Regions from separate parts of the Homo sapiens genome. Here region 2 is linked to region 1. A link is an interaction called in ENCODE POLR2A ChIA-PET data of the cell type or tissue named here. Cell type or tissue: IMR-90. All regions are shown on one strand. Links, peaks and the distances in the headings refer to the core of each region. The heading gives the core; the rest is flanking DNA. Region 1 holds the start of LOC107986423 (a long non-coding RNA gene). Region 2 overlaps ARHGEF28 (Rho guanine nucleotide exchange factor 28).

Region 1 (16,414 bases), core at 4,952-12,951:
TTTTAGTCTTATGAATAATCTTAATATTTATCTTTCTTGAATTTATTTTCCTGTATTTGACCATTTTTTCCTAGTCTTTTAGAGTGTTTATACATTTTTCATATTCACTACCCCTTTTAGTCTCAAGGTATCCATAGGTTTGATAAACATTTATTCAATGCCTGAGGAAACAATAAAAGTGTTATTTAGGCTGAAATCTAGGGCAGAGCCATTTGATGTGTCTATGCAAACTTCAGTTCAGGTTGATGTTTATCAATTTCAAGTAGGCTTGTTCAACTAATTACTACTTATTTGTATCAGCATCTGGTTCTTAATCCCCCATCTCCTCATAAAGATATATACTGTGTCTATTATATCTCTTTGTCTAACAGTCTGGTAAATTATCACCACATAATAAAATGGGGTTATTCTCAAGTGACTTATTCTTTGGGAGCACACACTGGCTCCAAAATGCCACTGCTTTTTCTTCGAGGTCCTCATACACCACACTTTTAATAATCTGCTCTAGAATCTTAATCTAGGATCAACATGAAATGCCTTCTGTCTATAATTTGTAGAATCTGCCGTTTTGAAAGTTGGAATGACATGTGCTTGTCTCCTGTATCGAATCCCTCTGTCATTGTCCACAGTTCCTGATGGATTATGGTTAGGAAATCTCATCAGATTCTTTACTATCCTGGCATGTCCAGCAGCCTGGAACTGATTCAGACCAGCTTGATGCTCTCTTACAATGGACTTTCTCACTTAGAGATGTTCTTTCTCTCCTTTTTAATTAAAAAATCATTCCTTTCTAAAAGGAGACAAAATACAAATAGACATGGAGGAAATCTCTTTTCTTGATCAGTCTTCTATGCTCTATCACCAGCCCCAAGCCAACCTATTCCTTTCTTGACATTCTGGTTTTAAAAATAGTTGAAATAAAAATTTTAGTATCCTTAGATTTTTAGGAAACCTCAGGTTATTTGGGCCTTTAGACTGTCTGATACAATTCTAAAGAGCATGACTCCCTCATGTTTGTTCTTGCAAAGGGCCAGGGAAGAGAGTAAAAAGAAAGCCATTCATGGGCCGGGTGCAGTGGCTCACGCTTGTAATCCCAGCACTTTGGGAGCCCGAGGCAGGTGGATCACCTGAGGTGGAGAGTGCGAGACCAGTCTGACCAACATGGATAAACCCCGTCTCTACTAAAAATACAAAATTATCCAGGCATGGTGGCACATGCCTATAGTCCCAGCTACTCGGGAGGCTAAGGCAGGAGAATCGCTTGAACCCAGGGGGCGGAGGTAGCAAGTGGGCCGAGATCGCGTCATTGCACTCCAGCCTGGGCAACAATAGTGAAACTCCATCTCAAAAAAAAGAAAGAAAGCCATTTTTTTTTTATCATTTATGTATGAGTGGAAAATAGCACACACCTAGGAATCAGGAGACCTGGCTTTAGTCTTGAGCTCATTGAAAGTAATCTCTTCATATCTCCAAGAATCAATGTCTTTTCCAAATAGAAGGACTTTGGTTGTTTCTATAAACTGTGATGATTTCTTTAGGTAGTGATTTCATTGGCTATTTATAAAGCTTGGTGGAGATGGAATTTGGATATGGTAGTGTAGTAGGGAAATTAAAGTCCAGGTTTATCACTCTGTGGAATAACCTGTCTCCTTTTTTATTATCAGAAACCCACATTTAGGTATAAGAATCAGCTCATCTAATGTAAGTGTTGTCTTTCACGGAGTTGTCAACTTTGCAACTTGTCAAAAACTTCAGGAATGGATTTCTGGAAGTTGCTTTTATAGCAGTTATCACAGCCCCTAGAGATGTAGCAGGATTCAGCTGGCCATTCCTATTCTTGGAGAAAAAGAACAATGCACAAAACGCATTGCCAATGCTTTAATAGGGTTTTAACTGACGGATTTTTAAGGGGGAGTGAAATAGAAGTATTTCTCTTAAGTTCTATGTTTCCTGACATATGTAACTGTTATATAAAATACATGTATATTGTTTCTTCTCCCATTTGATCACCAGAAATATTGATATCTTGCTCACTGACAATAAAACAGTATCAAGGACTCCTTGATGTTTAGTTAGAAAAGTTCCAACTTGGACAGAAATTTGTTTATTATGAGACAAAGGTCTTATGTCCTTTGATTTTTAGTCTTCTTGTAAAAATGTTTTAGTGTTAATAAAAAGGTGCTTAAGATTTCAACTATAGATAACTTAGGTTGTTACAATAAAAATGAACCCTCTAGGTTATCTTCTTCGTATCTACAGAAAGTCCCAAATTAACTTTTCACTTGGCATGCTTGTCTCACAATGGTAGGGCTGAGCTAGAGAAAATTCAACTTTACCAAGAACAGTTTAAAGAAACTACATCTTGACATGAATGTTAACAGTAATTTGGATATTGTTTATTAGAGGTTTTTTCGTATTAAAAATAAAGAGTAAGTTTTTTTCCCCTCTCACATTTATGGTAGGAAGCTTTATCTTCATCAGCTGTGTTGCACCTTTGTGGACAGCAGCAGAAGAAATTAGAAGTAGAGAGATGTTTGATGTTCAATTCATTGAAAAACAGTCTCTTTAGTGTGAGTTGGAAGTGATTGCTGGTGGTTCACACCATTCATCATAGTGGGGTAGTAGAGTGTGTGCAAGATGAAGGTTTTAAAAAGATTGTCAGTCTGAATGTAGCAAAGGTTGGACCAGAAGTAGATTTGGGTTGAAGTCTTAGCATTGCCACTGATATATAGGGTGGGTCATATCACCTTTCTCGGCTCTGGTGACCTCATCTGAAACCCAAGGGGCCAGGGTCAGACCATCTCCACGGTGTGTTCCATCTGTCAAGTTCTATGTTTCTGTGGAGGTAAGGATGGTGTCTTAAGCCTCCCTCACATTACGAGCATCACGCTTGGCTCCCAGAGTGCTTTCAGACACTTGACTGGCAACATCTAGATTGTTCAGGAAGTTGAGTTTGAAGATGGTGCTTCAGTGTTGCATCTTTATGGGGAGAAATGGTTGCAAATACTTTGAGATTACCCTGTCATGGCAGCTCATGTTATTGTTGTCAGAATACTTCATGAGCAGTGAGGTGGAATCAGCCAGTAATAATCAAGTAATTATTTTTAATTGAATTTTAGGATGAATGAAAATGGGTATTAATTTCATTTTAACATATTGAACTTAATGTACCTAACCCCAGTGAGGCTGGGTGGAGAATATGCTCTGAAATGTATGGCCTTTTTGATAACTATCAGTTTTTAGCTAAAATAAGAACTTATATAATGGTTCCATCCCCTCTCTCCCTTCCCCTAACCCCGCTCCCATCTTTCTCTACCTCTCCTCCTTCTCTCAAGAAACTTAGGGATTTTCCTTCTGTTTAGTCTCACAATTTTTTTCCTCAAAAAGAGATAGCAAATCTGTAAAACCTCTAGTATTTTATGTAGTTCCTACCTAGTGGTATGAAAGAAAACACACTTGTGCTTATAAAAAGGTAGTATTTTAAAGCATGACATCCTTCCACTTTTCACAGAGCCTCAAGATAAAGATATTTTATTATATTGGTGATTTGGACAATGGATTTATTCTATTTGGGATTTTACTTGCTGAGTGTAGGGGCTCTAAGCCCTCTTATCATTTAGGAGTTCTTTCCAAAGCTTTTTTACTTCAGGGAGTTTTGGGAGTGTTATTTGATTTTTTGAGCCTTTATTGAGTTGGGTTTAGCTAGTAATTGCTGTAAGGCAGACATATGCTGCATGCTGGAGGTTCAGAGATAAGAAGCTTAGAGGTAGCTCTTGAGGAGCTCTCAATGCTGACAAATTAGCTGCCATAAAAGCCAGTAAATACATTGTGATATGGAGAAGCAATGGACCAGCGTGCTCTCAGCAGCCTGAGCAAAGGCAATTTTCTGGGAGCCGTACCTGGTATAATAGAGATCAAAGTATTGTTTAGTTTTTTTTTTCTTCTTTCCTGTTATGGTGTTCTAAATGTAATGTATATTGTAAATATGCATCTGCTCCAGTGATGTTATAGAAACAAGTGAATTTAAGAAATTGATGTTTTAATTAAAATCTGTAATTGGAGTGATTATCTTTCAGACGTTAGAATGCAACCACAAACTGTAGCACTTGCTTTAAAACTATTATTTTTTGAACATACATAATTACTTGCTGCTAATAATTTTTTAAAACCCTTTCAAAGTTGGGCTTATAAATAAATATTTACTGTAGCTATTTGGTGGGAGGGAAACTCAAATATTATCAAACAGAAAAGATGATTCCTTTATATTCCAGTTTGTTTTATTGTGGCAATATGCTTGCCATGACTTTACATCTTAACTTTGTATGGAAAAACTTAGTTATACATGTGTGAATCTATTTTTATAACTGTAGATACTTGAGAATTGAAACAATTTTATAGAATCCTGGAAATGTTTGATAAAGGTCTTGATGTTGTTCTTGATATGTCAATAGCAAATTGATTCTAATGTTTCAATTGTTTGAGGAGAGGCCTCTAGTCCAGGGCCAAGTATCCTACAACTTTGAGTTACATTGAAGACCACAGCTTAAGCCAAAACTAAACTAGGGAAAGTAAATTATAGTGCATTATCTTGCCTTTGTGACGTTAAAGAATACTGTTGTGAATATAGTGAGTACATACTGGTTTTTATTTATTTTGGGGTACAGGGTGATTTGAACTGATTAGTACCTAAAATTAAAAAACATAAAATCCTTCTCTGCCACAGTTGAATACCACTGAACTTATGGAACATTTAAAATTGCACAGTATTTAGAAAATACTAATCGAATGAATCACCACCTCATGTGTTGTTTTGATAGGAAGTGTATCACGTCTCAATAATTTCCTTAACATTTTTTCCTGCCAGGTGCCTGTTTTCTTCTTGTTGTTAACTTTTTTCTATAGAATTCCAAATATGTGGTTGATTTCCCCACTGATATATTTGCACAGTTCTTTTTCCTTTTTTCCCTTCTTTAGAGTAGCTGGCGCTTGTAGCTAGTGTTTGTATGCAAATCTAAGGCTTCTTACAGGGAAGAGAGAATGAGCAGCTGTTTTGGAGGCTGATGTCCAGCCTAATGCCTTTTTCTGGTAGGAAGATCTTCATGGCCCTAGCACGTAGGATTTTTACAAAGTAGGTTTTCAAATGTACCATGTCTTAAGGCCAAACTTACATGAAGTATTGTTCATTCAGTCACCTCTTGAGAGATTAGGGAGGATTTTCATTTTCTATTACATATATATATATATATAATATATATACATCCTTTTTTTTACAATGAGCATGAGCTATCTTGAAATAAAACAAATTAGAAATCATCTTTTTCTAAATCAAAAAATTATACAGATATGTACAGAGAGACATTTGTAATTAGCTCAGTAACTTGTGCAGCTGTTGAGAACATTCATATGTTTGTTTTTGGATATTTGGGTCAGTATATTTTGGCTAGTAAAAAAATGTGTGTATGTATACATATATATGCACACCATAACTATAAATTTATATACATTTTACCATTTCTATAAATTTTATATTTTATTGATTTTATCAGTGAATTGTTAGCCATAGTCTCTTTATTGAACATAGGATTATTGCAGTTTGAGTACAAGTATACAATAGATAATTTCTAATAATGAAAAATAAGTGGTTTCTTCTACCAGAAGTCTTCCTTTGCTTGTAATGTAGGACTACATAGCATAGTAAGCCTTATATCACTAGACATTTAAAGTCATATAACTATAGTGTATCCCATGTAAAACTGAAGTCTATAAATAGATTTGAAGAAGACGTGTTGGGGGTTGACATTTATGCAATTAGAGGCATTCCTGCTATTCAGATTAGTGGTATGCTTTTTCACATTTGTGCTTTTTCATTTTCTTATTTAGAAATAACAAATTGTATAAAAATGAATACTGTGTATTGGCAAATCAATCAGTGGCTTTATAAATGTCAATACTGTAGTAAGTGTTGCTTTTTATATTCTTAACGCAGATGAATGTCTAAACCAGAATATGGTTAAAATGAGATGCACATACGGGAAATAGCTAGCATTCTTGAAAATGACAGGTATGGGACATTAGTACTATAATGTTGTGACCACTAGAATAGAGTAGAGGATGGTAAGCTAGGCCTGGGGTGGACATTTCTTATCTGGGCTCCTGCTCTTTGTCTCAACTCTCTTCCTTTGATTCTTCTCTGCTTTTCTCTTGAAGGGATCAGACAGGTACCTGGACATAATCCCATAAGTGCTACTGGTATTCCAGTCCTCAGTTTCCTCATCTGTCACCTTCTGTGATTCAATAAGCAATATATGAATAGTTGCATGTACAATGTGAAAAGCCCCTAAGAAAGTTAAACAGCCTTATTAAGTATCTTTCATACTTCTTACATCAGAATGCCATTTAGCTACCAGTTTGGCAGAGATATGATATTTATAGTGCCAAAGGAAGTTTAAGCTAGTGGAGGGCAAATGATCATATACTCTGTTTAAGCCAAACTTTCTTCTGTATTATTAATGTTAACAATTTTTTAAAAATTAAACAAAAAAGAAGAAATTATTATCTCTACAAGCCAGCCAGCTGAGGATTTATTAGCAAGTTTTGTCTAAAATACAGCTGTTCTTACTTAGAGTCTCAAAATTAAACTTGAGGAGGGTTTAAATCTAGCTTAATTTAGATGAGTGTTTTGCATTTCCAGTTTCCTCATCTATGAAATGGGAATAATACCAGCCCTTTAGATAAAACTGGGTAGTTTGCTGATGAAATGAAGTTATAGAAATTAACTTTGGAAACACTTTCAAAAGTTTAAATGATATTTAAATATAAAACCAAAAACTGTAGCTCCATTTGCAGAGAGTTATTTAGGACATAGATTTACTATTGCTGTAAATATGTGTGTGGAAAAGCAGGGAGTGTAATCAGTTGGTACTGTGCCAGTTCCTAAGTCTCTTTGTCAATTTAGCACTTCTGCGTTTAGTAACATGTAAGAAAAATGTGGAGCCAATTCAAATTAGGGGAAGAAAGCCTCAAAGAGGCTGTTGTGTAGAAGGAGGGACTAATGAGTGGCCATGTTCTGGTAGGAATCCCTGGTTCTGTACTCATGGTCACAAAGACACTGTTCTTACATTCTTCCATTGTTTAGCTAGAGGATAAGACCACTTGAGAAACAGCATTGTTTAACCACAAATCCCTCTTTCAGGAAAAATGAGTTACCACCAAAGAGATTTGTGTAAGTACATCTGTCATATATTGGTTTAAATGGTTTGTAAATGCTTGCCTTCCTCTTCCATGAGGAAAGACAGTTTCAGGGTCCCCAAGCATTAGTCTCTTCTAATCCTTCAAACCTGGTGACTAAAAGACTGTCTTCTCCTGGATTAGTGGGCATAATGAAAAAATAATGGCAGGGGAAAGGCTTTTTTTTTTTTTTTTGGCTCATTTCATCTGTATTTGGAGTCATGTTCATTTATAACAATAACACTCTTAAAAAAATTAGTTGCTTCTCCATATCAGAAATGTTTAGGGCCTAAGTACACTGACTGTCTTGGAGTCTTGAGTTTTTGTTGCCTCATTGAGAAGGATATGGCTTTTTAATATATTTTTAAAAATTATCGCATCTGGATCTTGTCTTCTGGGGATGAGTGGTATTCCTACCACAGAAGACAGGGATCTCTCATAATTAGCAAAGCCTCTGAACATATTTGCGCAGTTGTATAAATGGAGCTTACGAGGTTTAGTCAACCATCTAAGCAGTCCCTGCAGCATTTGAGGGCTGCGTTATAGGGAGTATCTGGTGACATTTTCATCAGGTATGGAAAGATCACTTTGTATCATTTGGAGTTTGGAGTTTGATATTAATAATGAAGAGGATGATGGCCATTTATCGATTGCTTTTCCTTGTTAGGCACTGTGCTTGGAGCCTCATGCTACTACCTCGAATTCCTGCAACAATGTTACTATTCCTGCTTTGCAGATAAGGGAACTAAGGAGCTGAGAGGTTAAGCAACCTGCTGCGGGGTTTGTAGCCTGTTTATTGATCCCTAGTTTGTGGGGCTCTAAGCCCTTGCTCTCATCACTTTCCTTTGCAGCCTCTATAGAAGGCTTGGAGCGGGGGAATCCTGCTTGTCCGCCTGTGAAAAAGACCAGAAGAGGTTATGTTCCACTCAATCCACTCAACTGATCTGAAATTTTTCCTGCCTCTACATTTGCAGATTTGTCTTTATAGTGAAACTAAATGCCTTAATTGTTTATACTTGTCACCGTCTATGTTAGATATCTGTCTGTGTTTGGGGATCTGATTTGCATAGTTTGTCATCCTAAATATTTCCAGGTGTAAAACAGGGTTTTGTTTTTGTTTTTTTAACTTTCCCCCTAGAGTTAATTGGCTATTTGGTTGGTCAATTATGACTTCTCCAAGTTCATAGTTGTTTTTTAGAGGAAAAGCTTCAGACTAGACACAATAGTCTTGACTCAGAATTCTGACCTCTCGATACCTGTGCTCTGTTCCCAGTGTGTTTAATGCATTCCAGGAGTCTGTTTGCATTTTAAATGCATTGCATTTTGAACTGAGGGTGACTTCTCATTCGGTCACTCCCAAGGATTACCCTGATTTTTTTTTTTGTTCTGTTCTACCACACTGAGCTTGTTCTTTATCGGCCTTGATTCCGTCTTCTTGGTTCTTTTCATTTTCCAGTGGTATCCCAAGGACAGTGGGCACACTCCTCTGCTCTCACTCCCAGGGTACAGACAGTAAGGGGTGTATTATCTGCAAAGAATTTAAAAACACTTTAAGACTGATTTTAGTTAGTTGGTTTTTACTATCATCATGCTCTAATATCTGTTCATGTGGCTGCTCCCTGAAAAAAAATCTGTTGGTTTAAGTTCTAAACAATTGCTGCAGTCACTGTTACATTTTAATATCTATGTAAACTTCAAACTTGTACATTTTAATGACTTATCCTTTAATACATGTTGTATTCGACATGAAATTTATGTCCATGACAGCTCCCAGTTATATAGTTGGGTCCCACACATGCTATGAGTATTTGTTCTGAGAGTAAATTCACAAAGGTTTGGCATAGTTCAAATTCACATCATGAACAAGTGTTTGATTTCTATAGTATTATTTAACAGTACATTTAAATGGTAGGTTTGAAATAAGCAATGGTAACACGGTGATGTTAAAGACCAAAACAAAGCTTAGGTTACTTTAAATCTGTCATTCTGTGTGACCACTTGGAGTTTTTGTGTTTAAAATGTTAAGCAGTGAAACAGAATGAGAGCTGTGAGTTATAATATTTTAGTTTCATAAGTGAACATTTTATACTTCAAATAATTTATTGAATTTGAATATCTTTTAAACTGAAATTCAATTTCTAAAAACTGAAAAATGAATGAAGAAAAGAAAACATTACATAACTAGTGCAATTTAGTGGTTGCCTTCATTATATTTTTGGAAGACATTTAATAGTTTTATTTATATTTGCTTTATTTTTTTATTGGCACAATTATATATAGTATGCAGTTCAATAAAGTAAAAATTTGGGCTGGGCATGGTGGCTCACGCCTGTAATCCTAGCACTCTGAGAGGCCAAGGCAGGCGGATCGCTTGAACACAGGAGTTCGAGACCAGCTTGGGCAACATGGCAAAACTCCATCTTTACAAAAAATGCAAAAATCAACCCAGCGTGGTGGTGTGCACCTGTAGTCCCAGCTACTCAGGAGGCTGAGATGTGAGGATCGCTTGCACCCAGGAGGCCAAGGCTGCAGTGAGCTGAGATTGTGCCACTGCACTCCAGCCTGGGAAAAAGGGTGAGGCCCTGTCTCAAAAAAAAAAAAAAAAAATTCACTGCATTCCTTTTCTGGTCACGATTACCATGCATTTTATTTTGAGATTATCACTGGAAATATCTTTGTCATCTAGATGTGGGGAATGTTAAATGACCTGCCTATTTGAGCATCAGATGCACTAGGTGTGCCACTGCTAGGACCACTCAGTATGTAGCTCTTGTGTCTCCCATGATGTATTATCTGCACAGTTAGTGAGAGTCTGTCTTATAGACAGCATCAGATGCACTAGGTGTGCCACTGCTAGGACCACTCAGTATGTAGCTCTTGTGTCTCCCATGATGTATTATCTGCACAGTTAGTGAGAGTCTGTCTTATAGACAGCATCAGATGCACTAGGTGTGCCACTGCTAGGACCACTCAGTATGTAGCTCTTGTGTCTCCCATGATGTATTATCTGCACAGTTAGTGAGAGTCTGTCTTATAGACAAGCATTTAAACTAGCAGACCCTGAGTTAATTTCTGTGGAATTCTTCCTCACCTATGTTCACCTATATTTCAGATTTTACCATTTCTCTGGGTTATTGTGATGATTTCCTGGCTATAGTCTGTGTTTCCATGCTCTCGTCTACCTGTTTGCATCCACCTCTGCTCCCCCAGCACCATCCATACTCCACTCTGCTGTCAGCACGAAGTTTCTAAAATGCAAACCTGAGCATGTCCGTTTTCCACTTTCAGTCCCTCACTAGCCCTGATAATCTTCAGTCCTCATGACCCTTCAGGCTCTGGCTCCTGTATTCCTCTCTGGCCCTGCCTCCTGCCAAATAGATCTCCCAGGAGCTCCTTGAACATACACTGCTGCCTGATTTTCTGCCTTTGCATTTACTTTCCTTTTGCTTATCATTTATTTTTCTCTTGCCTGTCTCCTCCCTGCACAAACCTGGCTAGCTTCTGTTGCTAGTCATTAGAACCACCTGGAGAGGTCTTTGAATTACAAATCCCTGGGCACTGAGACCAGTTGAATTAGAATCTCTGGCAGGTGGGAGCTGGGAATCTGTATTAAACTCCACTGATACAGTTTATTTTTTGCTTAGGAAGATTTTCTATGGAAATCATGGTTAATTATTGCTATTGCTTTCCTTCTATCCATTAGTTTGCTTCTCTGTACAAGAAAGAGATTTTAGTAGTTTTGCGGAGTTTCTTCTGTGTAAGAAAATAAAATTTGTATATCTTTTTATAGTTTTTAGAGGGCTCCTATTAACATTTCATTCAATCCTCAACAATTCTGGGAGGTAGGAAGGTAGGTCAGATTTGATCGTTTTAAATATCTGGAAATTGGAGTTCAGAGAATTTAAGCAACTTGGTTAGGGTCATTTAAAAAAATCAAATTATTAAGTTGTTTGTTTGTTTGTTTGTTTGTTTTTAGAGATATGGTCTTACTATTTGCCTAGGCTGGTCTCATACTCCTGAGCTTAAGCAATCCTTCCACCTCTGTCTTTCTAGTAGCTGGGACTGCAGACGTGTACTGTATCTGGCTTCTCAGGGTCATATTTTTAAAAAGTATTTACATAATTAGGTTGTTAGGGTTTCCAATCACTGGCATTTTTCAAAATTCAGAAATGATGAAATTTCTTCTCAGATTGTTTCCTAAAAAATAGCCAAAATGAGTATGTAAGTTCTGAGAAAATACCATACTCTGATAGTTTAGAGTAATAAGAAATTACTCACTATGAATTTCCATCTCCCTTGACTAATTTTAATTTTGAATAAAACTTAAATGGGATTATATCTTGATATGTCTGACCCTTCCTCAGAAAACATGATACTGAACTAGAGAAAATGAAGTATTGTAAGCTAGTTGGGATGTGTTATTATTACTAACAAAATTAATGCAGAGGTTAAGAAAGAACCATTTTGAACAAAAGTTTTAAATTCTTGTAATAGCTTTAACTCTTTTATTCTCCATTTCCCCTAGAGGTCTTGTGCATTTCTATTTTCCCACTTTTTTTTTTCTGAGAGCCTGGAGAGTTTCAGCAGTGTCTTTAAATTCTTGTGATTTTGATTAATTTCCCCTCCTTTCCTTTCCCCCCTCCTCCCCTTCCTCTTGGTTTGGATGTCCATATCTGTGGTCAGTGGGTAACTACATAAATGCCCACTTGAAATCTACATCTTTGATATGATTCTGGTACCATACTTAAGCACTGGGTGAGGGGAATCTGTTAATGACATGATTTGGCACAAAGGCTGACATCTTAGGCCCAGTGTCTGAAACTGCACCCCACTTCCCTGCTGCACCAGAAATGGCTCCCCCTCCTGCCTTCCCTGCCCTGGATGTTGGCACTCTCTTCTAAGCCAGATACCCAAAAGTCTGTTTTTACATCTCCCTCTTCTTTATTCCCTGGGATGATTTTACCTGTTGCACAGGCTTTAATTCTGACACATCCTCTTCATGCTGTATTGCTGCAACGCAGACCCTGATTATATAGTGTCTGGATTGGTGCTATTCTCCTTGACTTCAATCTGGCCTCCTGAAAATCTGTCTTCACTGGTGCCAGCATGATCCATCTGAAAAGAGATTTGGCTGTTCCCTCCTTGAGTAGGATCCTCAGTACCTCCCTATTCCTACACAAAAAAAGTTCAAGGTTCTCCAGCCACCAATCAAGATTTTCTAGGATTTGACCTGCTTTTTTGCAGCATGTTCCTTGGTGTTCCCGCTCTCCATCTTTCTGTGCTCCCTGTCTCCAAGCTCATGCTCCTGTCTGAGAGCTCACTGTACACATCATGTGGGTCCTTGGCTTTCTGCCTTTGCTCTGTTGTCTCCTCTGCCCCAAACACTCTTCATCTTGCTTCTGGCCCTTCGGATCAATATAACCACTCTCTTTCCCCTGGCTGACATCTGTTCTTTAAGATCTCCTTAAAAGTATTTGCTCTTTAGGAATCTTTCTTTTCTACTCTCCTGGGTTAACTAGAATATAATTTAGGTTCCTTTAAAGAGATTTAAACAGAGGCTTAAATAAGATAGGAATGTGTCTCTTAAGTAAAAGTCTAAGCAGTACACCTACTCATCTGGAGAGTAGAGTGGCTCATCTATGAGGCTATCTAGAGACCATGTTCCTTCTATTTTCTTGCCCCGCCATCACTAGGACATTATGCTTATTGGTGTGGTGGCAGCTGGCTCACCACCACTTGTCTGCGTCTTGCCAGTAAGAACAGAGAAGGACATTGTGGTGGGCATACCCCTTCCTTTGAAGAGCCCAACTCAGACATTGTATATACAGGTTGAGCATGACTAATCTAAATATCCAAAATCTGAAATGCTCTACAATCTGAAACTTTTTGAGGGCTAACATAATGCCACAAGAGGAAAATTCCACACCTGACCTCAAGTGATGAGTTGTAGTCAAAATGCAGTCAAAATTTAATTTTATGTATAAAATTATTAAAAATATTGTGTACAATTACCTTTAGGCTATGCATATAAGACATATGTGAAATGTAAATTTTATATTTAGACTTAGGTCCTATCCCCAAGATATCTCATTATGTATTTGAAAATATTCCAAAAATCTGAAAAAATTCAAAATCTGAACCACTTCTTGTCCCAAGCATTTTGGATAAGGAATACTCAATCTGTGTTAGTCTCATTAGCCAAAACATCACATACTCACACCTAACTTCAGGGAATGCTGAGTGATGTAGTCTTTAGCTTAGCGCTGTCCAATATTAATACAATGTAAGCCACATAATTTAAAATTTTCAAGTAGTCATATTAAAAAGTCAAAAGTGGTAGGTGAAAGTAATCCAGTATTTTTAACCTACTATATCTAAAATATTGTTATTTCAATATGTAGGACTAGCCACATTTCAAGAGCTCAGTAGCCACATGTGGCAAGTGGCTACCATATTGGACAGAACAGCTTTAGCTGGTTAGCCAGGCACCCTGCTAAAGTTGAGGGAGCCTGCCATAAAATGAAGGGGAGAATTGATATTGAGGGTCAACCAGTAGTCTCTGTCATATCTTCTCTTAATTACTCTCTACTCCTACCTGTCCCAATTTGATCCTACTACTTGATGTTGCCCAGGACATGTGCATGTAATGATCTGTTTTAGTCTGGATCAAACATCTGAAAGGCAAAGATTGCATCATCTTTTCTTGAGATCTTTGCCTGTTAATCAGTACATTGATACATTTTAGTTGAGTGAATGATTGAATTAATTGAGTGAAGCTTTTATAAAATTGCTCAGCTATTTTTGTTATTCTTAGGCAAATGTTTTGACTCTTATCCATCAAAAGTTGTAATATTTTAAGAATAAAAGCAAGTATATAAAAAAGTTCTAATATTATTCTTGGGGGGATGGATTTACTTTGATTCTATTTAGTATACTTGCCATTAACTTACATTCAGAGATGCTTTTGGTTGACATTCACATTGGAATATAATGGCAGGTCTCTGTTTCCACAAATCATGTTTCAGAAAACAATATGTCCAGTGTCTGGGAAATCCATATTTTCCATGAAATATTGAATGTTGCTTCTGTGGAGGGTGTTTCTGTACTATAAAAGATCAAGATCGAGTTGTTTATGTGGAACCCTTATACTGTCAGTTCCTGTTCTGTCCTTTGGGAAATATGCCATTTCTAGGAAATATTATTATAAATCTATTAATGTCAGAAGACAGAGGCAGAGGATAATATTTTACATGTGAAACAGTATTACCAGAAGTCAACAAGTCAGCAAAACTTATCAATGATTTCTGGAATTAAATGAATCATGAATGCAGATTCTCATTAAATGAAATGGAGGGCTGAATGTTCCCTAAACAAGGTAAATTCTAGAAGTTACAGGCTGTTTCTGTCTCTCACATGCCTGGCCTTGCATCATTGCAGTCAGGTGGCTACAGGAATACCTTTCCTGGGCTGGCCCCTGAGATATCACAGCCCTTCTCTCAAGAATGAAGAGCAGTGAGGTGAGGGCTAAGAGGAAGGATAAATGAATAGGACTGCACCTCTTCCTCCTCCTCTTCATTAACAGCTTCCCACACCACTCATCCTGTCTCTCATTCTCCCTGCAAACAGAAACTTCACTTCTCCTTTCCATGAATGGTTCTCGGGATGAATTTCCTAGGTTGGCCAACCTCTGGGGAGTAATCTCACTTCAATCAGGCAGTGCCATCTTTCAGGAAAATAAGATTTATAGCAGTCACTGCCATCACCATGATAATGGTGTTATAATGTGTGTATGTGCCAGGTTCTTGCTAAGGTCTTTATGTGTGTTACTCATTTATCCTTACAACTGTCTTATGAAATAGGCATTATTATGTATGATCCCCATTGTATAGATAAAGACAGATTAAGTAGCTTGCCTAGAGTCATAAGCTGAGTTGCTAAACAGATTGACCTGCACATCTGAATCTAAATCTTGGCTTTTTGAACATTAGATGGTCCTGCCTCCTAAATGTCACTCATGTGGCTTTTGATATATTTATTTGTGGTGGAGGGTGAGTAGGAAAGAGGTGGGGAGTGGAAGGGGGACAGGAGCCCTGGAAGGAGCACCTGATCCAGAATTGAAAGAGTCTAGGAGGGTTTGGATGAGGCTTTTTGGGAAAAAGCATGCCTTGTTGGTAGAGCAAGGAGGAGCCAGAAATATCAGACTCATTTGTATTCTGAGTATTGGAAAAACTTTCATTGTGGCCCTTTTTAAGATGAAGAAGCTGTAGCCATAAGGTGGTTTGACTGTCTTGTTCTATCAATCACGAAATTGGAGCTCAGAGACATGAGATTACTTGCCCAGGGGCATGCTCCTAGTGAGTAAAGTGAGTTCTGTGTACTTGAACCTACTCTTTGGTTCCATATTAATTTTATTTAGTTATACTGTTTTACCCTTATTTGTTATTTCTGTTGTATGTTGCCACTTGTTACCAGTGGGAAAAGAGTCTAAAAAATATCAGAAGGGAGTGTGTGCTTGCTTCAGGAGGAATAGCAGGGTAATGGAGAAACTGGGACAGAAATCTGTTCCTCCATTGCCCAAGTAGCCAGAGAAAAGACGGGCTGGCACAGTGAGTGGTGGCAAAGAAAGGAGGCTGGTGGGCGAGCCCTTCGTCCCTCTGCAATAAAGTGGGGACAGACCATTAAGGGGAGACCCTCAGAGTCCCTCTTCCCACACTGTGGCAACCTGTGCCCAAGTCCTTTTTCTCACCTGATTGGGTGTCCTGGTTTCCATAGCTCTGTGTATGTGGGGAGAGGGAGAAGTGTAATCCCACTGCCAGGGTTGTGTCAGGAGAAAGTATGTTCTTGGAATTCTTAAACAGGAACCCTGATTCTCCTGGGAAACACGGCTAAACATGCTGCTTAGGACAGTACTCATGGGACAGGATATGAGTTAAAGTGGCTCATGTAAGCTGGTCTACTGTAGTGTGTATGCTTGTTTTAGAGCTGCAAGTAATCCACTTATAGGCATTGGAATCTGGCCCGTTCATCACCTGAGAGATGTTTTCTTTCTTTCTTTTTTTTTTTTTTTTTTTTTTTTTTAGACGGAGTCTCATTCTGTCACCCAGGCTGGAGTGCAATGGCATGGTCTCAGCTCACTGCAACTTCCGCCTCTTGGGTTCAAGTGATTCTCCCTCTTCAGCCTCCTGAG
Region 2 (16,414 bases), core at 4,462-12,461, 130 kb after region 1:
CATCAGGTCAATATCTGGAGGAGAGGAGAAGCATGAGTGACGGATGTGAGCCTGGGTCCTTAGAATTTGCTCAGCTCAAGTTCCTTCTGCTTATTTTTCCCTCACTCTCAATTTGTTGATTTTTTTTAAGATGGGGTGTCGCTGTATTGCCCAGGCTGGTCTCAGACTTCTGGGCTCAAGTGATTCTCTTTCCTCATCCTCCCTAGTAACTGGGACTATAGGTGTGTGCCACCACAACTGGGTAATTTTTTTTTTTTTTTTTAGAGATGAAGGTCTTGCTATATTTCTCAGGCTGGTCTCCAACTCCTGGGCTCAAACGATCCTCCTACCTCAGCCTCTGAGTAGCTGGGACTACAGGAATGAGCCACCACACCTGGCTGGTTCTATCTTTCCTTGCCCTCTTTAAAAAAATCTATTTTGAGGCTGAGTGTGGTGGCTCACACCTGTAATCCCAGCACTTTGGGAGGCTGAGGTGGGTGGATCACTTGAGGTCAGGAGTTCAAGACCAGACTGACCAATATGGTGAAACCGTGTCTTTACTAAAAATACAAAAATTAGCCAGGCGTGGTGGTGCATGCCTGTAATCCCAGCTACTTGGGAGGCTGAGGCAGGAGAATTGCATGAACCCAGGAGATGGAGGTTGCAGTGAGCCAAGATCACACCACTGCACTCCAACCTGGGTGACAAAGCAAGACTCCCTCTCAAAAAAAAAAAAAAAAAAAACAAAACAACAACAACAAAATCTATTTTGAGCTTTTTATTCTTGTATAAATTTTTCTTCACTACTCCCATCTTCCCATCTGCAGTTTATAATAGGAGATACAGGTATATAAGTATTACATGAGTCAATTCCTGATTTTTAAAAAGTAGTCCCCAATTCTTGTAGTATATGACTCTCCTATGTTTCTTGTCAACACATTTAATTTTTATAGTCTTGATTTTTTTTTGTTGTTGGCTTTAATGTATTTTTCCTTGACAAGTACATGAGATATATCACTGCAGTTGGGGCCAATTCAAGCCATCCTTTGTATAATGAGAGGCATAATAGTTAAGAACTTGAGTTTTGGAGGTGGAAAAATCTAGGTTCAAATCCTTCATGTTCCATATACTACTTAAGTGAGCCTAAGCAATTGCATAATTATGTCAAGGCTTAGTTTCTGCCCCTATAAAATAAGGATAGTAATAGTACATACATCATAGAATGGCTGTCAGGATTAAATGAGATAACGCATATAAAGTGCTGAATAAAGGTTAGCTCTTTATAGAAACAAGAAAGGTAAAATCCTTATCATAGTCACTGACACTGAGTAAGAATGAAAGAAGAAATGTTGGTGTGGTGGTTCATTTCTTTTTTTCATTCATGGATAATCGTTGTCCATCTGTATTCCTGGTTGACTTTTTTCCAACCTCCCCTTCCTCCCTCCAGATATGGCAGCATCTTTTATACTGATTTCCGGTTTGGTTTATCCCATTTACCTTCCTCTTCTAGTCTCACCAGAATATCCCTTGTTGATTGTGCCTTACAGGTGAAGGAAAGGATGAAATCATCCATTGAAGCTGTAGCTCATACCCAAAGAGTGTAATATTTCTAATATTTCTCAATCCGGGACTTTGGACACAAGACACTGGCTTCCAGTGCAAGGGCACTGAATGGACCCTGCCTGGCTGTAGGCGAATGGCCAGTTTCCTGGTTGTCTTTGAAGGCAGACTTCCAATGCAGACTTCAAAGGGCCATCTGCGAGGCATGATGAGTCCACACTTTTTCTGCTTGTCAATAATAAAATTAGACTGCAATGTATTTTCATTTGTCTCCCAAACAGAACAGGGTCCCTGGAGAGTCAAGTGGGAGGGCGTCTGAGAATTCTAGCTCATCTGGGGTATAAGGGGAGATCTTGCAGAAGAGTGCCTGCACACAGTTGGCTATCAGCAAATATCTGTTGAGTGAAATGAATGGTGGACTTGAATCATAGCCTTGAAGCAACATTAACAAATGAAAGAAAAATCGATAAAGGCTGGAAAGGAGGAGGTATGCCATAATTGCTACTTACAACACCTAATGACCGCCTGCTGCCCAAAGCATGGGATTACAGCACATTTGTCTTAATAGCACATCTGATGCAATTACAGTGCACGGTAAGCAGGCAGCTAGTTCCTTACAATTATGCCTTTAAATTGTGACCACAGGAAAATTGTTTTCAGACATACCACATATCTATTTAGTGACTGTTTATTGTAGTTTTTTTGTATTAAAAAGATCAGACAAATGTGTAAAACTGCTTAGTCCCCCCAATACTGGCTTTTATAGTTCTTGACAGCCCTGTCCCATTTGTTATTTTCATTACAGCCCCCTGGCAATCCCAGGTAGTAGGCTGGGCAGTTATCATGTCCGTTTTACAGATCAAGCAACTTGAAACTTGAGAATTAAATGGCTTTCCATTTCATTCTAGCTGTTAGCTGGAGGCTTGCTATGTGTTCAAATCCAGAGCTTTGAATCCTTGGTCTCCCCATCTTTGTACCATACAGTGTTGTATCTGGATTCTTAATATCTTATACTGGTGGCTATATGCATAATTTAGTTTGGAAATATCCTCAGAATGTGAAGGTCAAAAATTGAGTTGCCATCTTGAAATTCTGATGAAGACTTTTTAAAGTTGCAACTGATTTAGTATTCGTTCCACAAGCTAAAATAAAGTATATCTTGCCAATATGAGATGCAAAATCCAGGAAGTACATTCCAGTGTTATACAGCACTATGTGAATTTTCTGGAATGAATGTGTGTGTGATGGGTGTTTTCCCAAATTATTTTCAGGTGATTTTCAGCCGGAGGTGGTTGTAATATGAGTGTCTCGACTGTGCTGAAGCAGAAAACAAGTTTTAGGGAGGAAAAACCTGCCATTATGCTTGTTTCAGTCCTCCTCCTCTACCTTTTGGGCTTATGATCCAGCCATGCCAACCATGTTGGTCTTGCGCTCTGTGGAATGTCCTGATTTCATGTCTTTCTTATGAGTGTGTTTGTATTTGCAGTTCCTATCCTGGACTCACCAACCTCAGATCTCCTGTTTACAAAAGGCTGATTTGTTTATCTACATGCCAGAGCTCTGAGTAGGCTGTGTAAATGGAAGATGCTCTAAGGCACAACCCTTTTCTCATTCTTATTGAGAATCCTGAAAACATCTTAAAGATTGTGTATGATACCCATGCCAAATTCTCTCTTCTACTCTCTATGTAAATTTTTAATAATTTTTTTCATTGTACTTTTTGTTCATCATTTTTGGCATTTTATAAATATCTGTAAATTTTCATATCATGATACATGATGTAGGTTGAATTAATTTAACATGCAGATTTGTTTTCTTGTAGTCCAGACAGTTTCCTTACTTCTATTCACATTCTTTGTGTCTAGAACTACAAACAATGAAGTAAGCCTAGAGCTGTAGTTCATCACATAGTGATTTCATGGGCCAGATATTTATAGACAGTCCCTGATTTATGATGGTTTGATTTATGATTTTGATTTTATCATTGTGTGAAATGTGATGGTGTGAAAGCAATATACATTCAGTAGAAAGTGTACTTCAAATTTTGAATTTTGACCTTTTCCTGGGCTAGGCCATATGCAGTATGATACTCTTGTGATGCTGGACAGTAACGGTGAGCCACGGCTCCCAGTCAGCCAGCCACACAATCACAAGAGTAATCAGTCAATACTCCACAGTGCATTGTGTGGCCAGTGGTTTTTGGATATTGTGTTTTGTGTTTGGCCATCCCATCATATCTACAAAACACCTATTTTCAACTTACACTATTTTCTACTTATGACTGGTTTATTGAGATATAATTCCATCGTAAGTCAAAGAGTATCTGTATTTTATTCTGAACAAAAGTAAGCTAGCTGTATGCTTCTCAAGGGCAGGGACCACCACACTCATCTTTGTATCCACAGGGCCTGGCAGATAATAATGGTCTCATTCAATGTTTGTCTACTGAATGACTTAGATGAACAAATTGAGACCTGCATGAATACATATGTGGCTTTGGAAATCAGAATAAAACTTATTTTAATGAGTTGAATTTAATGTGAATCAAAAAAAAATTAGTCTTCTAAAAACGTATTGTGGGCTGGGCGCGGTGGCTCACGCCTGTAATCCCAGCACTTTGGGAGGCCGAGGTGGGCGGATCACAAGGTCAGGAGATCGAGACCATCTTGGCTAACATGGTGAAACCCCGTCTCTACTAAAAATACAAAAAATTAGCCAGGCGCAGTGGCGGGTGCCTGTAGTCCCAGCTACTCGGGAGCCTGAGGCAGGAGAATGGCGTGAACCTGGGAGGTGGAGCTTGCAGTGAGCTGAGACTGTGTGCCACTGCAATCCGGCCTGGGCTAAAGAGCAGGACTCCATCTCAAAAAAAAAAAAACAAAAAACAAAAAACAAAACAAAACAAAACAAAAACGTATTGTGTTGCATACATTTCAATGGCTCCACTCAGGTGTTGTGAAACATTACTTAGCCCTAAAAAATATAAGTACTTCTGAATTAACTTGTATTGAAAAATATTATTTGCTTTTAGATTATGGTATCCATCACATTTTTGCTTTAATATTTTGCTAAATGTTTAAGCTCTTTCCTGGTTTAGCAGTAAGTAATGTAGGTTAAAAATAACTTGTAAAACTCACAGAAAACTCTTTTTGTTGTTCTTTGGTAAAATCTTATACCTAATAGATCTTAATTAAGAGCTGACTGGGTAGGCTGTGTTATAAAAGGAAGATATAGGTTTGTATTTTGCTAACCACTTATTAATTTAAATTAGCAGATCCCAACTCTGGCTTTGCATTGGAATCACTTGAGAATATTTGGAAAAGTGTGATGACTTGGCCCTGCCCCAGAAGTTCTGATTTAATTTTTCTGGAGAGGGCCTTAAACATCAGTCTTATTAAAAAATAATAAAATAAGTTAAATAATTAACCAAGGTCTCCAGAACTCACAATCACTGCTAGAGGCAATGTAAGTTATTACCACCATTTTTGGAAAACACAGCAGCATTATCTAATACATTTAGAGAAACTAATATCTCATAGCAAATCTGTTCCATAGCAATTCCATTCCTACCTATAAACCCTAGCAAGAAAACATGCTGATATGGTTTGGCTGTGTCCCCACCCAAATCTCACCTTGAATTGTAACTCCCACAATTCCTACATGTCATGAGAGAAACTGGTGTGAGGTGATTGAATTATCGGGGTGGGTCTTTCCTGTACTATACTCATGATAGTGAATGAGTCTCATGAGATCTGATGGTTTTTAAAATAGGAGTTTCCCTGCACAAGCTCTCTCTCTTGCCGCCACCATGTAAGAAGTGCCTTTTGCCTTCTGCTGTGATTGTGAGGCCTCCCTAGCCACATGGAATTGTAAGTCCATTAAACCACTTTCTTTTGTAAATTGCCCAGTCTCAGGTATGTCTTTATCAGCAGCATGAAAATGGATTAATAGAGTAAATTGGTACCACTAGAGTGGGGTGCTGCTGAACAGATACCTGAAAATGTGGAAGCAACTTTGGAACTGGGTAACAGGCAGGGGTTGGAACAATTTGGAGGGCTCAGAAGAAGACAGGAAAATGTGCAAAAGTTTGGAACTTCCTAGAGACTTGTTGAATGGCTTTGCCCAAAATGATTATAGCAATATGGACAATAAATTCCAGGCTGAGGTAGTCTCTGATGGAAATGAGGAACTTGTTGAGAACTGGAGCGAAGGTTACGTTTTAGCAAAGAGACTGACAGCATTTTGCTCCTGTGCTAGAGATTCGTGGAATTTTGAACTTGAGAGCCATGATTTAGGGCATCTGGCGGAAGAAATTTCTAAGCAGCAAAGCCTTCAAGAAGTGACTTGGGTGCTGTTAAAGGCATTCAGTTTTATAAGGGAAGCAGAGCATAAAAGTTTGGAAAATTTTTGGCCTGACAATGCAATAGAAAAGAAAATCCCATTTTCTGAGGAGAAATTCAAGCTGGCTGCAGAAATTTGTATAAGTAATGAAGAACTGAATATTAATCCCCAAGACAATGGGGAAAATGTCTCCAGGGCATGTCAGAGGGCTTCATGGGAGCCCCTCCCATTATAGGCCCAGAGGCCTAGGAGGAAATGGTTTCATGGGCTGGGCCCAGGGTCCCCATGTTGTGCAGCCTAGGGACTTGGTGCTTGGCATCCCAGCTGCTCCAGCCGTAGCTGAAAGGAACCAACACAGAACTCGGGCCATGGCTTCTGAGGCTGCAAACCTCAAGCCTTGGCAGCCTCCACATGGTGTTGAACCTGCAAGTGCACAGAAGTCAAGAATTGAGGTTTGGGAACCTAGATTTCAAAGAATGTATGGAAATGCCTGTATGTCCATGGCAAAAGTTTGCTGCAGGGGTGGGGCTTTCATGGAGGACCTCTGCTAGGGTAGTGTGGATGGGAAATGTGAGGTGGGACCCCCCACACAGAGTTCCTACTGGGACACTGCCTAGTGGAGCTGTGAGAAGAGGGCCACAATCTTCCAGACCCCAGAATGGTAGATCCACTGACAGCTTGCGCTGTGTGCCTGGAAAAGCCACAGACACTCAATATCAGCCCATGAAAGCAGCTGGGAGGGAGGCTTTACCCTGCAAAGCCACAGGGGCAGAGCTGCCCAAGACCATGGGAAACCACCTCTTGCATCAGTGTGACCTGGATATGAGACATGGAGTCAAAGGAGATCATTTTTGGAGCTTTAAGATTTGACTGCTCCACTGAATTTCAGACTTGCGTAGGGCCTGTAGCCTCTTTGTTTTGGCCAATTTTTCCCATTTGGAGTGAGTGTATTTACCCAATGCCTGTAACCCCATTGTATCTAGGAAGTAACTAGCTTGCTTTTGATTTTACAGGCTCATAGGCAGAAGGGGCTTGCCTTGTCTCAGATGAGACTTTTGACTGTGGACTTTTGAGTTAATGCTGAAATGAGTTAAGACTTTGAGGGACCATTGGGAAGGCATGATTGGGTTTAAAATGTAATTTGGGAGGGGCCAGGGGAAGAATGATATGATTTGGCTGTGTCCTCACCCAAATCTCATCTTGAATTATAACTCCCACAATTCCCATGTATCATGGGAGGAACCTGGTAAGAGGTGATTGAATTATGGGGATGGGTCTTTCCTGCACTGTTCTCATGATAGTGAATGAGGCTCACGAGATCTGATAGTTTTCAAGATGGGAGTTTCCCTGCACAAGCTCCCTCTTGCCGCTGCCATGTAAGAAGTGCCTTTTGCCTTCCACCATGATTGTGAGGCCTCCCTAGCCATATGGAACTGTAAGTCCATTAAACCTCTTTCTTTTGTAAATTGCCCAGTCTCAGGTATGTCTTTATCAGCAGCATGAAAATGGACTAATACACACACAAATATCAGAAAAAATATTTTACCCTGTGTCTGTATGTGTATATATATATGTGTGTGTGTGAGAGAGAGAGGCAGAGGGAGACAGAGACAGAAAAACAGAGAGATACACTCATACCAATGGACCTCAGGAGTGCAAATACCCCTCCTCCTTTCCTAGTCACATTCTTCTCTTTTTCCTAACAGGTATTGTGCTGACTTTTATAGTAGCCATTTCCTTGCTTTTCTTTACAGTGTTACAACGTATGTATATATGCCTAAGTAATAATTTTAACTTTTACTCTTCTTGAACTTCATATTAATTGAAACATATCCTGTGTATTTTGTGACTTGATTTTTCCCTTTTGACATTATATTCATTACTTCCTTCTGTGTTAATCTGTAATTCATTTTGATTGTTAGAATATTGTTGTATGATTGCACTGCAATTTATTCCATTGATGAACATTAAGATTACTTTGAATTTTGACCATTTATATTTTTTGCATGGTTTCTTGCTAGGGTTTATAGGTAGGAATGGAATTGTTGTGGACTGGATTTGCGTTAGTTTCTCTGACTTTATTAGATAATGTTGCTGTGTTTTCCAAAGGGGTTGTAACAGTTTACATTTCCTCTAGCAGTGATTGTGAGTTCTGGAGACCTTGGTTAATTATTTAACCTATTTTATTATTTTTTAATAGACATTTTAAGAACAGGTTTAGGTTCATGGCAAAATTGAGTGGAAGATACAGATATTTCCCATATATTCCCTGCCCCTACACATGCACAGCCTCCCCTATTATCAATACGCCCCACAGAGTGGCACATTTGGTTATGATCGATTAGCCTACATTTGAGAGGTTAATTTATTCTTTAATCTTCCAAGCTAAGCCTTTGGCTAATTGAAAGGTATGGCCAGATCTTGTGTGGATATGGTAATGGTTCTAAATTGACCAGTAACAAAACCACTTTCCTTTAGTAACACTTAAACTGTCTGACCTTCCTTGCCCTTGTGCTTCAGATGCCTGGAAGCTTTGACCTGTGCTGTTTTTGCAGATAGTAACCATAGAGTTAGGACAGGATTGAATACTCTTAGGAACCTTGGATCTTTATTGTGACAGACTCATTTCATGGGCAAAGAAACTGATGCCCGGCAGAGTGAGAAGCACAAACTCCACACTCCCTTCCTATCTGGGGCAGTTGGACTCCTGTTATGCAGTAAGGAATGGCTTATTGAATGGCACAGCCTGTTCAGTTCCTTTTTGTGTCTTGGTTTTCATGCTCTCATGATGTTATAGGTCGTACCTTTTAATGTTTGCCATTACAGCAATTATTAGTAATTCTGCATTGGTTACATTAGTTCAAATAACTCCTGGCACCAACCAAACAGGAAGAGACATTTATTTAGTTTAAGAAATTATTTTAAACACTCCCACCTCTGCCAAATTGTATAACCTCTTTCCACAGTTTGTTTTGCTGGCTGCCGTTAAGAAATCTGAAACTCTATAACAGGCAGAATTATTTATATATGTCATGATGCTTCCTATTTCAAGCTGTTTGCCTCGCTCTGCACTCTGAACTTTCATACTGAATGAGAAAGCTCTCTCTTACAACATTTTGGTCAGTTTTTATTTGTTTTCTTTAAACATCAGAAGATTCTCTCTTCCCCTGCCTTACCTCCTCCCCGGGAAGTGGGTAGATTCTCAGAAAGAGAGGCAACAGTGAGCCATTCAGGCCTGCATGTTTACTGTTCTCTCTCATTGAACAAGATGTGAGGATGGAGCCAGAAGGAGAGAAGAGGGAGCTGGATTAGCAGAACAAGCTTGGAGAGCTCTCGTGGTAGAGGAAACAGATCTGCCCACACTCACACTGTTGGTCAGGTTGAATACAGTGAAATACACTCCAGGTTCAATGGTATTTAGGGCATTGCACCAGACATGGCAGAAAGTGTTACTTAAATTGATACCATGCTTTCCTTTACCAATGGTATAATTTGAAAAGGGAACACAAAAGGTTTAGATGTTCCCTTTTGATCATTTTTTTGGGAGGGGAAAGAAAATTACAATCCATACAACTATGGAATATTTCTCACTATATTCAGATTAGGAGATATGTCTTAGAAATTCCATCCGGGCTGGGTGCGGTGGCTCATGCCTGTAATCCCAGCACTTTGGGAGGCCAAGGCGAGTGGATCACCTGAGGTCAGGAGTTCAAGACCAGACTGGCATGGCCAACATGGTGAAAACCTGTGTCTACTAAAAATACAAAAATTAGCTGGGGGTGATGGCGCGCACCTGTAATCCTAGCTACTCAGGAGGCTGAGGCAGGAGAATCACTTGAAACTGGGAGGCAGAGGTTGCAGTGAGCCAAGATTGCACCACCGCACTCCAGCCTGGGCAACAGAGTGAGACTCCATCTCAAAAAAAAAAAAGGAGAGAAATTCCATCTTAGTATGCCTGGTTAATATCTCATGCTGACAGGTTTTCCTGTGTTGGGGAGTACACATGCACATATGTGTGCATATGTATATTTGTTACCTGATCTTAACAAGTCTATTCCTGGTTATTATTTAAAAAGGAAGAAAAATACAAATATTATCCAACATTTTAGATACCCTGCTGGGAATCTAAAAACAAAAACCTCACTTTTTATTCAAAGGAGTATAATGGTCAAAAGTTAAAGGATAAAATAGTCAAAGATAAGTTCTCTAATAGCTAACATAGTTTTTTAATTTTCATAAAGCTGAAGATATCAAGTATATTAAACAAATGTCTGGCAGGAGTGTATTGCCTTGTCTGTTTTTAGATATTTTGGTATTTTGAATGTTATTTTACTGAGGGGAAGTGTTCCATGTCACACAGATGATTGATAGAGTAAATATACTGGTAAGTTGGTGGCATTTCACTGTGATGAGTTCATTTACATATTTTAAGTATAATGCCTTACATTCATTGATCTAGCTATCTATATCTCTATAGATATAGATATATAAATAATTAAAAATGTAAACTAAGCCTTTTATTTGCATTCATTTATGGTGGAGTGTTTCCTTCTAATTGTTTCAAATTAGAGCTTTGTAGAAACCTGGCTTCCCAAGTATCATCATTACCACAGCCTGCAGGTAGGACAAAGCTGAGTTTATTGCCTACTATGGTATGGGAGAACACCACCTCCACAGGGCCTTAGAGGTGTCTTGAAGGGGGAGCTGTGAGGTGAGGTGAGAATTTATTGAGAACTTGAAGTTTGGCTTAATGAGGGTCTTTTTTTTGAGACAGGGCCTCACTTTGTGGCCCAGGTTGGCATGCAGTGGTGCAATCTCCACTCACTGCAACCTCTGCCTCCTGGGCTCAAGCGATCCTCCCACCTCAGCCTGCTGATTAGCTGGGACCACAGGCGAGTGCCACCATGCCTGTTTAATTTTTGTATTTTTTGTGGACAGTGGGTTTTACCACATTCACCAGGCTGGTCTTGAGCTCCTGGGCTCAAGTGATCCTCCCGCGTTGGCCTCCCAAAGTGCTGGGATTAAGGCATTAGCCACCACGCCTGGCCTTATAAGGGTTTTTAATGTTGGGGATGGTGGTGGGTGGGGCATGTTGGACAGGAAAGGAGCTTGATCAGGACTCGGGAAGGATCATAATGTAGTTAAGATTGCTTTTAGGGTTCAAACTGCCTTTTATTGGTTTCTACTGAACAGTTGGTTAGTCTTGTGGAAGGTTCCTATAATGAGCAATCATTCATTTGCCTGGGCAAGTGGCTCCTGGAATAGTAAAATTGTGCTAATGAAGATAATGGAATAGTAAGATAGCGTTAATATGGACAGGAAACTGTGGAGAAGTAGGTCATTTTGTTCTCAGTGTCCATTTTACAGTGAACAATTCAGTGTACAGACTATTCAAACTAAGTAATTTAAATACACACAAACCGTAGAGATTTTAACAGCCAATTGTCATTCAACTCCTCAAATGCTAAATGGCTTTCATTTGCCAGATACTGTGCTAGGTATTAGGAATAAAATACCTCAAGGACCCCTCCGCCTGGAAGATGACAACAGAGAGCGGCAAACACCACAGTGGAGCTGATGCACACGGACCGACCAAGGGCCCTCTGTGCAGGGGCCTTACAGGTCGAGCCTCCTGAGCAGAGCAACGGGGTGGCTTTGGCAATATTGACATAATCTCAGGGATTTAGTAGATGGGTAGAAGCACTGCTGTGAAGTTTGAGAATGACCCATATGAAGCCATTTCTCTTGCGGCTTCTTATCAGGGGAGGAGCGGCTCTGAGGACAAAGGGTGGAAACGGAAGTCCCTCTACAGTCTCAGCCTCTAAAAGCCTCCCTGCCTGAGCAGCAGGATCTCCTCAAGGAACTCTTTGCATATCAACAAGTGTCTGTTTCCAAAGGATGGTCCTTTCCTAGAACCTGCTTCCCTAGATGACTGCACTGCATGTCTAGTGAAAGATGACGTGAATGTGTAGTGCAATGGGTGGAAAGAACACTCTACCTGTGCTCAGCGGACCTGGCCCCAGCACCTACTGCCTACCTGGGCATTCACAAAAATCTTGAACTCTCCAAATTTGTAAAATGAGATACAGTGATTGGGTGCCATTGTTAATTTCTTCCAACTCTGACATTCTTATTATGTCTAAATACACTGTCCCTTTGATAAAATGTGTAAAACAAACTTTGTAAATGGAGGAACTAATATGGTATGTGTTTTTTCCTCTTCAGTATCTTCTCACAGAGAATCTCTTCTACACCTGGCTATGAGATGGGGCCTGGCTAAACTTTCCCAGTTCTTCTTGTGTCTCCCGGGGGGAGTCCAGGCCTTGGCTTTACCCAACGAAGAGGGTGCCACACCATTAGACTTAGCTTTACGTGAAGGACACTCCAAGCTGGTGGAAGACGTCACAAAGTGAGTTTAGCTACTTGATAGTCTCTCTCTTATTTGTATAAAGTCGGCCAAGCATTATAGAAAAATGGAAATAACCAAACCACAAGCTAATGTTGGTTTATGTTTTACTGTTAGCTCTCATGCATATATATAGATCATATAAACAGATATACTGGGATAATTGGTATTAATGTTTCATGAGGGTGAGATAGGAAAAAAGGTCTCAAAAGGCTCTGAAAGGAGTGATAATGAAAAAAAATTGGGGAAACACTAGCATTTAGATTTCAGCTTAAATGTCAACCCCTTCTGTGTTATTCTCTTTGATGATTATGATTAATTCAGAATGTTAAATAAGAGTAACATTATGACTAATTCACAATATTATAATTATATGTGTGGTCATTTGTTTCATATATATCTCTTAATCATTTGAGGTCTGGGACTATTTCTGTTTTACCCATTGCAATGCTCTAGTACAATGTCCAGCACATAATATTTGTTGAAAGGATATAAATCTTTTTTTGAATCAATGAATAACAGACAAATGCTATGGTATGATTTAGTCAATTTGGTGGTCATTATGGTCTAATGAAATAATGTAAAGGAAATAATTTGTAAACTATAATGTTCTCTGTGTTAATGAGGGTATCAACACTTCCAGTGAATAATGAGTGTATTGTTGGTTACTTAGAAAGGTTCAGGTCAGCCATTATTCTTAGCTTATGAAAGAAGGATTCATATATAGTGATTTTTTTGACTTAACGTGGTAAAAAACCAAAGTATAAATGGGAAAGTATGTTGAAAATTACAACATGCTACATAAATATTAACCATTGTTAGAGTAAATGCTACATAAATATTAAATATTATTAGAGTATTATTATGTGGCATGTTCAAATGGACTGGCTTTTCTTGTTTGGCTCATGGAACTCAATGTAATTAATTTATAGTTATGTAGTACATAAGTGGACATTAGAGTAGAAATCAGAGCTTTTGGTTTATTTTTGTTTCTCATTTGATCAAATGACCATCAGCCAAGGGGCAAGCCTATCTGGAGGGAATTGTCCTTTTCCTTGTTTTAACATGACCCCACTTCCTTGGCTAAAAAGGGCAAGGCAAGAACACTTCCTTTGACTCATTCATCGTGAACAATTCTGTGTTCTACTGAGGTCCTAGAGGCACACTTCATCTGTTGGTAGCTTTGTATCTTTTTACTGTGTCCAAGACGAGAAGATACGTGTTTTAAATGTTTCCAGGTCTAATAAATCCATTCATGGATGGGATTAGAAGTAGAGTGTAAGCTAAATTCTGGTGATATGATGATAGAGCTTCCATATTCTAAATTAACAACAGTGACCTTATTGCTCAGGTTCAGAGACCATTCATCTCAGTGGCTTGTTATTGGCATGGGGAGTTGTTTTCTGGAAACTTCTGGAGTCCTTGCCAGTAATGAGTGTCAAGAGTTTGGAGAGGTCCCCCAAGACTTAGAGTAAAACTGTTCTTTAAGGATCTCTTTTTGTCACTCCATCTGATGGAGATAACATTTCCTTCATTGGAAATATACTATATTTTTGTAAAGCAAACATTCATTAACAAAATTAGGTCATGTTAAAAGAGGAAAGGGGCATAGAGCTAGTTCTGTGAATTGAGGAATCTGGGAACAATCTGGTGGGATGTGACATGCTGAGGTATGCTGTAACCCAAGAACATTAATATTTCCCCTTGAGGTTTCTTTACTGTTACTATTACAGGACCTTATAAGCCATCCAGAATATTGCGATACTAACCATGAAGCCTGAATGTAATTTACAAATGTACAAATGTTCTCAGCCAAGATATAACAGAAAATAAGTGTATATTCAAGTCTTGAATATACATGACTCTCCAAAAAACACATAATTTGAATCAACACAACATTTAGGTTGGAAATGTCGTTCCTTTGTGTGTGAGTGTGTTCAGAAATACAACATGATCAAATTTGTGCATGTTTTAATTTGCATAAGAAAGAATTTACAACAGTGGTACCATGTGTTATGAATATCTCACTTATTTATGACATCCAAACCTCACCATGTTCCCTGGAGATCATATCTGTTTTCCACAGTAATCACCTAATAAACCACTGGCTGCCAGCTAATTTGTTCTACTACAGGTAGCCCCATTAAAGTGAGAGGCATCTTTTCAGATTAAAAGGAGAATGAAATGTTGAGGTAAAGTACTATGTTTAAAATTCAGTACTGTTTCATTCTTTATGTAAACCTTTAAAGTATGTAGTATATGTCAATGGTTTCCAATAGACTTCTTCTCTAGGTGGAAAAAGAAAGATGGCTTTATTAGTATCTGTTTTTATGATCTTATGTATTTATTGCACGTAGGTGACTTTCAAGGATCATTTTGCCAGTTGGATTTGTAAGATCAGGGGCAGTGATCCTAAGGGCTGGGATCCTGGGGCTGGTGTCTTTGAAGCTCTGTGTGGGTTTTGATTTGTGTTGTTTCAGTTTTCAGGGCAGATGGTCCCCAAGCTTCTCCCGAGTGCAGCTCAGTGAAGAAGCCTCCTTGCATTACATTCACTCATCGGAAACGCTGACCCTGACCCTGAACCACACAGCCGAGCATTTGTTGGAGGCAGATATTAAACTCTTCCGGAAATACTTTTGGGATAGAGCCTTTCTTGTCAAGGTTTGTACATAGTGATTCTAGCATGTGATAATGCATGCTTCAGAGAATGCAGGCATCAATTTCTTATTATGAGAACAGTGTTTTTTGGGGGTAGGACTTTTTTTAATGAAACCTTGGGGGACATGAAATTGGAAACTGCATTAGATCAGTAGAATGAAGATTATTATATATTTTATAGGAGTTTGTATAATATTTTCATTTTCTTTTCTGAGCCAGTCTTTTCCATAGTTGGGTTTTAATACTTTAATATTGGATATTTTCATTAATTTATTGATTGTATTATAATTATTATCTAAAGCAGTTACATTTAGGGCTATCTTACATGTATAATATCTACTTCTGGATTATCATATTGCTCAAATGTAGTTAAGCATTTGTTCCAGTGCAGAATCCAGTACAGAATCCAGTACAGATTCTGCTTGAATGGAAACAGGTAAAATCCTAGTTCTTTTCCAAAGAGGTTTTCACCTTCCCATCATGGTCCAAACCCCACCTTTGGGTGCTATCATAGCATGCCAGTCTCAGGGTTTAAAACATTTCAACTTTATCTCTCTTTTTTTTTTTGGTAGACTTTGAAAGAATATTAAGAATATTTCCATCTTTTAATTATGATTAATCAAGGTGTTATTTTGAGTAAGGCTTGAATAAGGCTTGAGTCAATCTAGTTGGCAGTGCTCCGGGGTCTATTGAACACACTAACCAGATCCTATGGCCTCCTGTGTTCTCAAGCACATTCCTTCACAAGACACAGGTCTCGTGACTATTTAGGCTTTACAGAGTAAAAAGTCAGCTTAGAAAACCAATATTATCATTGGCCACAGTTTCAGCTTTTGTAGAATATTTGCTTCACATAATTGAAATAATGAGTTAGCCAAAAACATTATGTATCAAACAAAGATTATTATTGGCTTACTCCATATAGAGTTTTATTTAATCAGTTAAAATAAAACATGGTCTTCAGAGTATGATCTTTCTCTCTTTGCTGGGTTTTAGGGAATTTGGTGTGTAATTTTCTGACATACAGCATCACATCCAGTATATACAGAATGAGGGTCTTCTTTTAAGGATGCTTGTCATTTAAAACTGCTCAAGCTGGCTGGGCGTGGTGGCTCACACCTGTAATCCTGGCACTTTGGCACTTTGGGTAGCCGAGGTGGGTGGATCATGAGGTCAGGAGATCGAGACCATCCTGGCCAACATGGTGAAACATCGTCTCTACTAAAAATACAAAAATTAGCTGGGCGCAGTGGCATGCGCCTGTAGTCCTAGCTACTTGGGAGGCTGAGGCAGGAGAATTGCTTGAACCCGGGAGGCGGAGGTTGCGGTGAGCCGAGATCGCACCACTGCGCTCCAGCCTGGTGACAGAGCGAGACTCCGTCTAAAAAAAAAAAAAAAATGCTACTCAAGCCTTCAGCCATCACTGTGGTTTCTCACCAAAGCACCAAGTGGTGGTTATTCTGGCTGGGCAGA

The links. Peaks named below come from ENCODE experiments on the same cell type or tissue, not always from the same donor. Only the 100,000 strongest peaks of a DNase experiment are listed, where the experiment ranks them.
Region 2: POLR2A ChIA-PET joins it to region 1 with 10 read pairs; 3 of 35 experiments call an interaction of 5 or more read pairs at or near these places.

What each region holds. Positions count from the first base shown.
Region 1 is chr5:73,633,999-73,650,412 of GRCh38, forward strand. The region is part of intron 1 of ARHGEF28 (Rho guanine nucleotide exchange factor 28); the gene reads left to right. LOC107986423 (a long non-coding RNA gene) reads right to left here and starts at 14,250. Exons shown (of 3, transcript XR_001742743.2): 1 at 14,178-14,250; 2 at 12,191-12,342; 3 at 8,500-8,755. In IMR-90, for the core only: no CTCF peak of the experiment used is centred there; no DNase peak of the experiment used is centred there; H3K27ac peaks cover 507 bases.
Region 2 is chr5:73,761,753-73,778,166 of GRCh38, forward strand. ARHGEF28 (Rho guanine nucleotide exchange factor 28) reads left to right here. Exons shown (of 36, transcript NM_001177693.2): 5 at 12,103-12,286; 6 at 14,764-14,944. Among named protein-coding and RNA genes, the nearest start is that of ARHGEF28, 140 kb to the left of the region's middle. In IMR-90, for the core only: no CTCF peak of the experiment used is centred there; a DNase peak (open chromatin) is centred at 8,929; H3K27ac peaks cover 764 bases.